3 separate regions of the Homo sapiens genome follow, and all the other regions are linked to region 3. The links are chromatin contacts, found by Hi-C or POLR2A ChIA-PET in ENCODE. All regions are on one chromosome and are shown on one strand. Each heading gives the region's core, a stretch centred on a gene start or an enhancer-like site at or near the end of the contact. The rest is flanking DNA. Distances are from core to core; before and after follow the strand shown. Region 1 overlaps EFNA4-EFNA3 (EFNA4-EFNA3 readthrough). Region 2 holds the start of SLC50A1 (solute carrier family 50 member 1). Region 3 holds the start of RUSC1-AS1 (RUSC1 antisense RNA 1).

Region 1 (3,282 bases), core at 285-2,784, 250 kb after region 3:
TGTGGGTGATTTGGCCCTGGAGACCCTCCACCCAGCCGGGGCCAAGCAGTATAGACTAGTACTCCCCATCTGTCACCAAACATCCAGCGGGAGAACAAACTCCTTATCCTTTCTTCTGTTGCTGGCTTTGCCCCATCCGTCCCCAACAGACACTGGAGAATGGGAGAGGTGGGGTATGAAGGTGGAGAACTGAGGGACAGATTACAGAGCCACTCAGGGATAGATTCCAGAAACAGACAGGCGACAGGGCTGGGGATGTGGAGATGTCTGCCCAATTTGACCTTAAATGAAGAGAATGCAAATGAGATGCAGACGATATGCAGATGAACACAGGATCTCAGTACTGACATTCCTGGTGGCAGCAGCTCTGCACCCCAATGCTGTTGCCAATAACCAACCTACTCCTAATCTTTCTGCGTTAAGTGGTGCTGACCATTACTTTGAGAACGAAAAAGGATCTCAAGAGAGATAAGAGCTTGCTTGGGCTAGGGCTGCAGGACCTGGGAAGCTGAGCTCCACCCCAGCTTCCTCACCCCATCCCAAGCACCCACCCAAGCTGCCACAGCAGCTCAGGCAAACATTACTCTCCAGGTTGCACTCGGACGCACCGTCGGTTGCTATGGGGACCCCTTCCTCACTTCCAGACCTGAACCAATGGGCATCACCGCTGATGACCTCATGCCCCAGGCCCCGGGATTCTATTGGCTATTTGGAAGCCAGAGCGCACCCTTTTCAATGGCGTCACCGCTGGGGATCCCCCGACGACCCCAGCTAGCGTCTGGCCTACTGAAAGAAAGGCGCGCTGGAAGCTCACAATGTGCTGAGTGAATGAAAAAGGAAAGAAGGAACTAATAAAAGGGAAGAAGAAAAAGGGGGGAGGTGACAGAAAAAGAACAAAACTTCAGGGTTGAATCTGGAGAAGAAAAGGGAGATTTGAAACCCCAGAAAGTGTGGAGCAGGATTGCCCGTCGCAGAGACTCTCAGGCTCTCAAACAGGGAGACAGGGCGAGGTAAAGATGAGTGGAGTTTTCGCATCTATTCGGGAGAGACTAGGGCAGGCCCAGCAAATTGAGGGCCCCACCCTAAGCCGCCTAGCGCTACTGAGTTTAGGGGAGATCGGTGACGCCCCAAAACTTGCAGGCCTGCCCAGCCTCCTGGAACTGCGCCCTGGAACACGCCTCGACTTCTCGTGGGTAAGGCCCGGTGCCTGGAAGACCTCCCAGCGCCTGCAGCCCGTCTCGGCCCCATGAGTGGACTCAGCCCTGGCTTTCCATGGGGACGCGCCCCGGGACTGAATCAGCCGCCCGCGCATGCTATGAGGAAAGTTGTATAGGGAAGGCCGGCTGGGCCTGAGCGCCTGTGGCTGGGCGGGCCTAAGTTTAAGACTCCCCCCGCCCCCCACCAACCTCCCCAGCCCGGCTCCCGTGGTCGCTGAGGCATCCGCCCTTGCACCTGCAAGGGGCTGGGCGGCCGGCAGGGGCGTGTGTCCGTGTCAAGTGGGAGCGCCCGACAGTTAGGGCGTGCGTCTGAGTGCGGAGAAAGCTGACTGGGCCCCGCGTCTCTTTCGCACATGCGTTATCAGCGGCGCGTCCGCGCGCCAGCCCCAGCCGCGGGAGCGAGCGCGCCCGCCTGGTTCTGCGAAAAGGAGGCTGGCCTGGGGCCGCTGGGAGCCGGGTGAGACCCCCACAGTTCTCAATCCAGGGAAAGGGCTGCTAACTAGTCGCTCCCAGTCTACTCCGCCTATGGCTTCACTTGGGAGGGGCGGAGGTAGCAGTAAAGCCAGTTTCCATGGCAACGTGTAGACACCCTCCTGGATGACGGTAAAGATGGAACTTGAACACTTGAACCCAGGACCTGAAGACCTAGCCCATAGCTTCTCCTTCAGCCGACTACACCCTCCCCTTCGCGTCCCAGACCCTCGCCCCCGCTAAAGATCAAGGTTTGGGGTGAAGGCCCTGATACACGCACCTACCTACAAGAGGCATTTTCTGAAAGGTGGCCTCGAATTGGGGGAAGGGACAGACTGGAGTCCGCTCTGCCCGCGGTGCTGCCCTCCACCCAAGGCCTCAGCTAGAGCAATCGAATTAACATGAACGATGGCAGCCGAAATGGGTGCATGGTGGTGGGGGATAGGGCCCCCGCCCCCTCCGAGAGAGACCGGGATCTGACCTAGGTGTGCAAAGGGGTGGGGGAGGGGTTAGAAAACCCTAGCACCTCTGTGTCGGTCTCTGGACCTCTAGCGCCCTCCCCCCACCCCGCCGTCTCCCCCACACCCCGTAACCATGTTCACACGCTGCCTCTCGCTGCCGCAGCCGGGCCGAGCTAATCAGCACAACATCCACCTATCGATGGCTGGCTCGGTGCCAGGCGGGCCGGCACCGTGCCAGTGGAGGCTGCGGGGCACCAGGGCGGGTAAAGTACAGCTGCAGGGGAAGGGGCGCCCCTTACCCAGGCACCACCTAGGATACCATTCAGAAAGAGGGCCCCACTTGGCCTTGTGGGGATCATAGCCTCGCCTACCAGAGGTGGAAGAGACAGTGTGGGCTGAGAGCAGAGGGAGCCCTCCCTCCTCAGCCCCACCTCCTCCTCCTCCTTATAAAAGCTAAGAACAAAGAGGCCGCTGGGGACGGAGGCTTTGATCTGACCCCACCTTCCCAGTTCTAGGCCAGGCACCGCCCAGAGTGCCCTTGGGGAGGGGGAGGGATGACCAGCTCTCAGGGACCCAGGCATTCTGAAACCCAGATGCTATTAATACTACCCTTTGCTTTTGCTGGGCGCCCTGGTTGGTGCTACCAGGACTTGGGCAGGGCCCCAAGCGGATGGGCTGTCAGGAGCATCTGCCCCTCCTCAGCACAGGAAGCCGGCTGGGGAGGTGAGAGAGGGTGCCAAGCTCCACAGCTGCTGCTGGCACCCACCCCACATTGCCCAGAGGGGTGCCCACTGAGGCCTGGCATGGATGGCCTGAGCACAGCTGGCATGGAGGTCAGGCCAAGCTAAGCTGAGAGCCCAGGCCACAGGGAGTCCTGCTATCAGGGAAGTGGCCTGAGGGCAGTAGATTGGGGAGGGCAACAAAAAGATGAGTGGTTTATTGAAGGTTTGGTCTAGATACTTATAAAAATACAAACTGGCATGAAATTCAACCTCATGAAGAGTCCGTCTTCATAGAAGACAAGTGAGTGATCCCCTGGGGAGGGCAAGGTGCTGCCCCAGGGAAAAGGCCCACAGGGCACAGATGGCAGGGCTTCTTCTTTGCCCTGGTCCAGCAATCGACCTGTCCCCAGG
Region 2 (3,561 bases), core at 629-3,128, 190 kb after region 3:
CACTCACCAAGTCAGCCAGTGGTGAGAGGTACATGCTGATGGTGAAGACACTGCAGAAGAGGCCCAACTGCTGAAGCCGGGCCTCAGGGTTGGGTACCAGGAGCCAAAAGTAGCCATAACCCAGGAGAAGGACCCCTAGCAGGGTTGCAGTCTGTAGGAGCACAACACGCTGCAGGGGAGAGAGTACCCTTACTTCCAGATGTGCACTCTGACTTCCCTGCTAGAGTTAATTCATCCTGCCTTCTCCAGTGCTCCAATGGGGAAGCCAAGCTGTCTAGGCCTCCAGCACTGCACTGTCACAGCTTCTTTCCCACCACCAACTTGATAGGAAAGTCTTATCCACCCACAACACTGGAGACTTCTGGGGGAGATAAATATGTGTTTTTTTCTGTGTGCTTGGCACACACAGTAGGAGCTTCATAAATGCTTGTGTGATTTAGCAGGGACGCAGAGCTAATCATCTCATTCTCACCCACAGGCCCTGGCTCTGAAAGAAATATCAGAGACAAAAGCCCTTTCCCCTTAGCTTGTTGGCTGAAGCCCAGGGCAGGCAGCATAGGCATCTCAGGCTAGGCAGAGCTACCAGCCTTGCCTAAATGGGGGCAATGTGTTCATCTCAGAAGGCTGGCTTCATAGAGGAAGGGGACCTGCAAGGCTGGAGAGGCCTTCCTGGAAAAGGTGGCAGTGCCAGCTGTTACAGTCTTCTAGGAAATAGTGTTTGCCCTGCCAGCAAGGCAGGGCGTGCAGCAGATAGGTGGGTCCAAGGGAGGGCCTCTACCTTCCGAGGGCAGTAATGCAGATATGCCAAGATATACAGGGTCTGAAGCGCAGCACCCACTGTGTTGACGACGATGAGGATCCCGTCTCCCTTCAAAGCCCCATAACTCAGCCAGCCCAGGTTGCTGCAGGGTGGAGGGGATGGACATGGCTCAAAGGGTTCAGTGTGAGAGGAGGACCCAAAGGGTCTTTCACTCTTTTTTTTTTTTTGAGACGTAGTCTCGCTCTGTCGCCCAGGCTGGAGTGCGGTGGCACGATCTCGGCTCACTGCAAGCTCCGCCTCCTGGGTTCACGCCATTCTCCTGCCTCAGCCTCCCGAGTAGCTGGGACTACAGGCGCCCGGCACCACGCCCGGCTAATTTTTTGTATTTTTAGTAGAGACGGGGTTTCACCGTGTTAGCCAGGATGGTCTGGATCTCCTGACCTCGTGATCCGCCCGTCTCGGCCTCCCAAAGTGCAGGGATTACAGGCGTGAGCCACCGCGCCCGGCCAAACCTCTTTCACTCTTGCTCCTCCTGCCCCGCCCCCACCTCCCTCTGGTAGCCTTTCCCACTACCGCAGCCGTCGGCCCCTCACTTGACTTCCGTGGTGAGAAAGGGCAGGAACTGGACGTTGTCCACACTCCGGGTCATTCGCATGTGCCTGAGGTCCGAGCTGTAATGGGGCCCCGAAGGGAGGGGTGGGGGTGGGAAGGGAGAAGCAGAGTGCTAGAGGGGGATGCCCAATGCCTGTCATCCTTTCCGGACCACCGCAGACCCCGCCCCCTCTCCCCCCCGCCAGCTATCCTGCCTTCTCCTTCAGGCCTAGTGACCAGCCTCGCCCTTGTACCCCGGTCCCCTCGACCCGATCCCACTTTGATCCCGGTTCCGGACGAGCCAGGTGCTGTGGCCACGTCTCTGTCCCCTCTCTCTCCTTTCCTGACTGCCTAGTCCTCCCCAACCCAGCCCGGCCGCACTCTCACAGGCCGGCGGAGAACATGCCAAGGGTGAAGACCACGCATGCTCCGTAAATGAGCGAGTCCAGAAAGCCGCCCGCCTCCATTACGACTAGAGTCGGATCCCGCGCCCAGCGCCCGCCGCGAGCCTGCGGTTGCCGGGACCTACTGCAGCCCAGACCTGCGGCTCTGGAGCCCCGCCCCGCGCACTCGGCTCCGCCCCCGCACGCTCGGGCCGTCCCTCCGGAAACTGCGCCGAAGCCCCACCCTCCCTCCGACGCCGAACCGGAACTCGCGCCCCTCTCCTCCGAGCGCCTTCCCAGTACCCTGGTCCAGACCTCTTCCATGTCCCGGTCAGTCCCCTTCCTAGGGCTCCGCGGGTGTGTCCCCGATACCTGCCGCTGCTCACACTCTGCCTACCCCTTGGATCATCTAGACGCCCCCAGTCTCAACGCTCGTGTTCCCACAGGCCTGTGCGCCTTCGGCGGTGGACCTCCAAACAAAAGCTTGCTAGTTTAACAAGACTTCAGCACGCTTTCCATCCAGAGCTCCACATCAGAACCTCAGTTGCCCAGGGTTTGGGAAGTTTTTTTCTGGAGTGTGCTGCCGAAGCTTTTTCTCAAAATAACACATTACCAGGAATCACCAAGCCTTCCTCTTTTGCCCTCCCTCTCGGGTCAACTTTACATGACGTGGCCAATCCACTGACGCCTCTATCACTGACCCCCGGTCCAACCCACTTGTTACTGGGAACTTTCCCTCCCAGCCTCCCACACGTCTCTGCTAGTGTGGCTGTGGGGCGGGGCCGCATGCCTCAGCTGGCGTTCCCAGCTTCCCTGACTCACCGAAACAGCGTGAGTACCTGAATGGTAGTATGCCAAAGCCCTGCGGTGACGGAGTGGGAGTGGGGTAGAGGTCGGATAGGAAGAACTTCCAGAGTGGAGTGCAGCTCAGAACCCGAGAGACAGCTGTCAGGAGCACTCCGGTCCTGGACAGCCCTCAGAGGAGGAAACATCCCACCCTTTTGGCCTCGTGAGGGGCACACATTCTTTGGAGAGAAAGAAATTCAAACCCAGTTGCTACTGTTGTAGCACAGAGAGCCTCGCACTTAGCAGGGACTCAATGGTCATATGTTTTAATATGGAGTGGCAGAAAAGCATGTCCGAAAAAACACATTGCTTTATTTTGAGACAAAGAACATTGTATAAAAAAACTCCAGTTGTAGAAATCAGGACAGACACACAGCAACTTATATACAGATACTATACACGTGGGCCCTGCCCTTTAGGCTACACTCTAGGCAGAATGTACACATGGGCACTGCCCTTACAGCTACACTCTAAGAACAGGTTGGCACAGCCCCCCTGCTGGCACAGCTCTGGGGAGTGCTGCCCCAGGATGGGAGAGAATGCAGTACCTGGCTACAAACTTCTCTGTGGCAGCTCCACAGATGAGGTCTTGCTGGGAGATGCTGGGTCAGCCCAAGCATGCTGCCTCTCCTGTACCTGGCTTCCAAGCAAGAAACTGTTTCTTGCTTTTCCTTCAGTCAGTTCATCTGGGCATCCTGGCTCTCTCCTGGAGGGGGCATCTTTGACAAGCTTTGCCCATCCACGTGGCCCCTTCCAGCTCAGCTCCCACTGTGCCTTAAGGGACCATGCCTGCACAGCTTGTTTCTTTGGCTTAAAGGCAGGAATGGTGGGAAAGGACTGTCTCCACTTCTTTCTCCATCCCTCCGAGGTGAAGGTGGGGATGGCACTGTCGGGCTGGTTGGCCTCCTTCCGGTTGAAAACCTTAATACTGACCCGTTTTGAGGCTGCTAGGTGATAGCTTATGCCTGTGGTGGGAGTGGT
Region 3 (3,510 bases), core at 961-3,460:
CACACAGCAAGTGGTGACAAGTAACAGAGACAGTGCAAAGGCTACAGAGGAGGAGGACAGGAGAGCCATAGAAGCACATACAAAATGAGGCGTGGGGGTTGGCCTAGTCCGAGGGTAGAGGTAGGGCCTCACTGGGGAAGGACTCAAAGGATGAATGATAGTTCAGAGGAAGCAGGAGGGGCAGAAGGTAGAGGAACAGCATAAGCAGGGCCCTGGAGCAGGAAGGGCCAGGCGGGAAGACTGTTGGCAAGACCCTCCAAGGCAGGGGAAGAGGGCAGAGGCCAGACAGCCAAGGCTTTGGGTCTTTCATCCTATGGGCGATGGGCCTCCTTAGAAAGTTTTAATTAGAAGAGTAATAAGATCGGAGATCTGGATTAATGGCATTCTGGCAGCAGTGGGAACCAGCAGGAGAGAACTCTTTCCTTCCCATCCTCCCAGCCCATCAGCCCCATCCTCTACCATCTGAACCTCTGACCTGCATCTTCCTGGAGACTGGAAAACCACAGCTCCAACTGCTTGGTGCTAGGGGAGAAAAGAGGGAATGGAAGTTCAGGGAGGTGGAGGACTCCAGTCCTCTCTGGGTGGAGGATGGGAGATGAGATTGGAAGAGGGGGGGCCTTCTCTGGGGATGTGAGGCACTACTACTGTGTCCCACCCATGACGCTCCTGCAGTCCCAGGTCGTGGGAAGGGCACTGGAAAGAAGGCAACTCACTTGAGGAGGCCCAGGATAAAGGCATGGAAGCGGCTACGGCTGCTGCTCAGCGGGGCTAGACGGCTGACCTGGCTATACAGGGTTCCAAGGGAGCGGGTGCTGGAGCCTGAGAACGTGGGGTGCAGTCAGCCAAGCCCGGCCCTGCCCTGCGCACTGCCGGGTCCCACGCCCTCCTGGCTCACCTGGCTTCACCGACGCCTCCACCACGCTCCAGGGGCTGCTCCTGCGCTGCCCGGTGATGAGGTCCTTCCGGAAAGGCTTCAGCCCGTCCGCCACCAGGGCGTGGAGGGCCGGGCAGAGGGTGGTCAGCACCAGGTGCCCCACATCCGGGCTCAGCCGGCTATCACCCAACTGGGCCTGGAGGTGGCGCGATGCCGATGGCTCCAGAGATCCCTCCAGACACCTCCCAGCCACCTCCCGCCAACCATTCCCGCACCCCCCGCGGAGCTCCATTACTCTCCTCATCCCAACAGCCTCCCCCCAGCCACCTTCACCTTCTGCACCAAGTTCCGGGCGGCCCCGAAATGCGAGATGATTTTATCAACGGAGACGCTGACGGCTATCAGAAGACCTGGGAGGAGTGGGAAAGGGAAGACGCTAGGAGGCCGCGCCCCTACCCAGGCTTGCCCGAGGGGCGTGGAGAGACTGCCTTCGGACAGCCTGAGAGCAGGGCCGGGGGCGAAGGGCAGTTTATTCGGAAGCGCGGGGTCGGGAGTCAGGGTGCCCTACCTTTCTTCTGCTCCTGCAGCTGACCAGTCCCACTCTGGGCTTCTGCCATCCACAGCCGCTGGGCTCCGGGGACACCGGCGAAGGACCACGAACTACGGACTGGCGTAAGGGAAGAAGGGCGCGGTAACACTTACCAAGTGTTATTCCGAGGACTCCGGGCTCCCGCACAAGTTGTCTCCGGCGGGTCTGCAGTGCTGTGTCCCCGAAGGGTCTTGGGGAGAGGAGGCGCAGGACCGCCTGAAGCACGGGGTAGCTCGACCCGAGCCCCGGAGTGAAATCTCGCACACTTCCCAGCACTCGCTGTCCCCCAGCCCCATCCCGGTTCCCTGTGCCCTCCCTCAGGGCACAGCCCCCACCTCCAGGATCCCGGAACTCCGGGAGCGGGATGGCCGCGCTCACCTCCCGCCTGCCCTGCTAGGGCCTGTAGGGCGGGAGAGGACGGGGCGCGGGGAGGGAGGTGTAGCCCAGCGCACCGCCCCGGGGCCCAGTCCTGCCTGCGGAGCCCCGGGGAGCACGTGGGCGGCATGGACCAATGGAAAGACAGACAGGGGAAAGGGAGGAGACGGAGGGAGGCGAGACCCGAGGATTGGGAGGCTGGAAGGCGCCGGAAAGGGGAAACCCGGGTCCCGCAGCAGCCTCTTGGCGGAGGGTGCCCTCTTCATCCCGCGTGGGACTGGACTCGCGGAGAGGGCGTGGCCAGAACCTCTAGTGCCAATGAGCTCCCGGGAGCTTCACCCTCCACCCCTCCCTAGCAAGGTCGGGGGGCAGGCCCGAGCTGCACAGGCCAAGGAATTCCACAGAGGGTGTGACCCAAAGCCCCTAACAACAGACTCGCTGGGACCCCCTAGACTTGGCATGGAGGCTGGGTAAGCCCGCGTCCACTATGCCCAGGTGGGTCTGGAGGGAGAGGGGGCCGGCCCACGGAGCAGGAAAGGCAACAACTTCCCCCTCCAGCACTAGGAACGGGGCCAGACTCCCCAAGGCCGACAAACTTGCTTGGAGTCGGCTTAAACTGAAGGGCGGGACTAAGCTGGGCAACCCCGGAAAAAAAGCGAAAACGGGGCCGGGCGAGAGTGGGCGGGGCGGCCCGCCTGAGGCGTGGCCCGCGGGGCTAGCCCGGGTCCGTCTTACGTAGCCTGGGCGGAGGCGATGGGCTCCTGGTCCAGCGAGGGGCCTTCGGCGGACGAGGTTGCGGTGGCAGCGGGGGGGCGGGTACCTGGCGGGGTGGGGGAGCCGCGGCGGGGAAGGTGCTACTTCTGGGAAAGAGCGGGGACAGCAGCAGTGCCAGCTCGGGGCTGGCCAGGCAGGGCAAGGCTCCCCGAGTCGGAGGCGAATAGGCTCCCACCGGGGACAGGCGGACGGGCAGCAGCTGCTCCTCTGGGGGGCTCGGCGCCCCCAGCAGCCGCAGCCCGGCGCCGGGCCACCCGGCCAGAGGAGCCAGGAGCAGAGACCCAGCTGCGCCTGCGCCCCCACCCTCCAACAGGGGGCGCCCGTCGGCCGAGAACCGGAAAACCAGGGGCCGAGGGAGCAGGAGGGGACCGGCTGCAGGCGGGATTGGCGGGGCCAGGCGCAGAGGGAAGGAGGGCAGCGGGATGGGCAGCCAGGCAAGAAGGGGCGGGAAGAAGAGGGAGCAAACAGTTAGTCCCATAACCCAATGACCCACCCAGTTTCCCTTTCCCGGAGCGCTCCCTGGTAGAAGGGGCGGGGAGGATGGGTGACACAGAATGGAGGGAAGACAGGGGGCCGGGTTGGAAGCCTAGGAGGCGTGAGCGGCCGAAGCCCAGCCCTCCTCCCGCTTCTTGCGACCTCTTACCCTCCAGGCCGGCCTGCGCGCCCGGCTCCTTCGCGGCTGGGGCCTCCTCGCCAGCCGCTGGGCTGACAGCCCGGCCCTCCTCGGACTGCCCCTCCGCTATGGGCTGCAGTCCAGGTCGGTTCTTCTTCCTTCGGGGAGGGACAGGCGGGGGTGGGGGCCGGGGCGGGACCAAAGCCCAGCCAACTGGGGGGTCTCGAGGCGGGACTGGCGGGGCTGGGGCCCGGCTTCGGGACCGGAGTTCCTTGAAGGTGGTGA

What was found. Hi-C counts contacts between places; a loop is a spot of excess contacts on that map. ChIA-PET counts read pairs that join two places held with the same protein, here RNA polymerase II (POLR2A). Pooled maps may share reads with other maps.
Region 1: a pooled map shows a loop between it and region 3 (3-fold over the local background). The contact joins the enhancer-like site here to the promoter of RUSC1-AS1 in region 3. A Hi-C loop is called at or near these places in 1 of 37 single-sample maps with no recorded cell type and 10 of 50 pooled maps. POLR2A ChIA-PET finds 5 or more read pairs at or near these places in 2 of 52 experiments (PC-3 and WTC11).
Region 2: a loop to region 3 is called in a map of ascending aorta, with 7 times the contacts of the local background. The contact joins the promoter of SLC50A1 here to the promoter of RUSC1-AS1 in region 3. A Hi-C loop is called at or near these places in 2 of 168 maps with a recorded cell type or tissue (ascending aorta and naive thymus-derived CD4-positive, alpha-beta T cell), 2 of 37 single-sample maps with no recorded cell type and 13 of 50 pooled maps.

What each region holds. Positions count from the first base shown.
Region 1 is chr1:155,069,328-155,072,609 of GRCh38, reverse strand. All of the region lies in intron 1 of EFNA4-EFNA3 (EFNA4-EFNA3 readthrough), which reads right to left. EFNA4 (ephrin A4) reads right to left here. Exons shown (of 4, transcript NM_005227.3): 4 at 3,057-3,282. It overlaps ADAM15-EFNA4 (ADAM15-EFNA4 readthrough), which reads right to left. Exons shown (of 26, transcript NR_176418.1): 26 at 3,057-3,282. Among named protein-coding and RNA genes, the nearest start is that of DCST1-AS1, 7.0 kb to the right of the region's middle. RefSeq lists enhancers at 530-1,042, 1,118-1,197, 1,557-2,069, 2,583-3,095. Within about 2 kb of position 1,534, at least 20 of the 41 ENCODE cell types and tissues checked have a DNase peak (open chromatin) inside an H3K27ac peak, as active enhancers do.
Region 2 is chr1:155,134,169-155,137,729 of GRCh38, reverse strand. SLC50A1 (solute carrier family 50 member 1) reads right to left here and starts at 1,878. Exons shown (of 6, transcript NM_018845.4): 1 at 1,739-1,878; 2 at 1,354-1,431; 3 at 779-902; 4 at 8-169. The coding sequence starts at 1,818. It overlaps EFNA1 (ephrin A1), which reads right to left. Exons shown (of 5, transcript NM_004428.3): 5 at 2,831-3,561. RefSeq lists a silencer at 1,838-2,077 and an enhancer at 2,348-2,437.
Region 3 is chr1:155,322,876-155,326,385 of GRCh38, reverse strand. It overlaps RUSC1-AS1 (RUSC1 antisense RNA 1), which reads left to right and starts at 2,210. Exons shown (of 6, transcript NR_145424.1): 1 at 2,210-2,308. RUSC1 (RUN and SH3 domain containing 1) reads right to left here. Exons shown (of 10, transcript NM_001105203.2): 2 at 3,256-3,510; 3 at 1,443-1,541; 4 at 1,208-1,284; 5 at 896-1,070; 6 at 714-819; 7 at 476-522. RefSeq lists enhancers at 1-234, 1,421-1,630 and silencers at 1,641-1,690, 1,711-2,080, 2,421-2,620, 2,661-2,890, 3,181-3,420.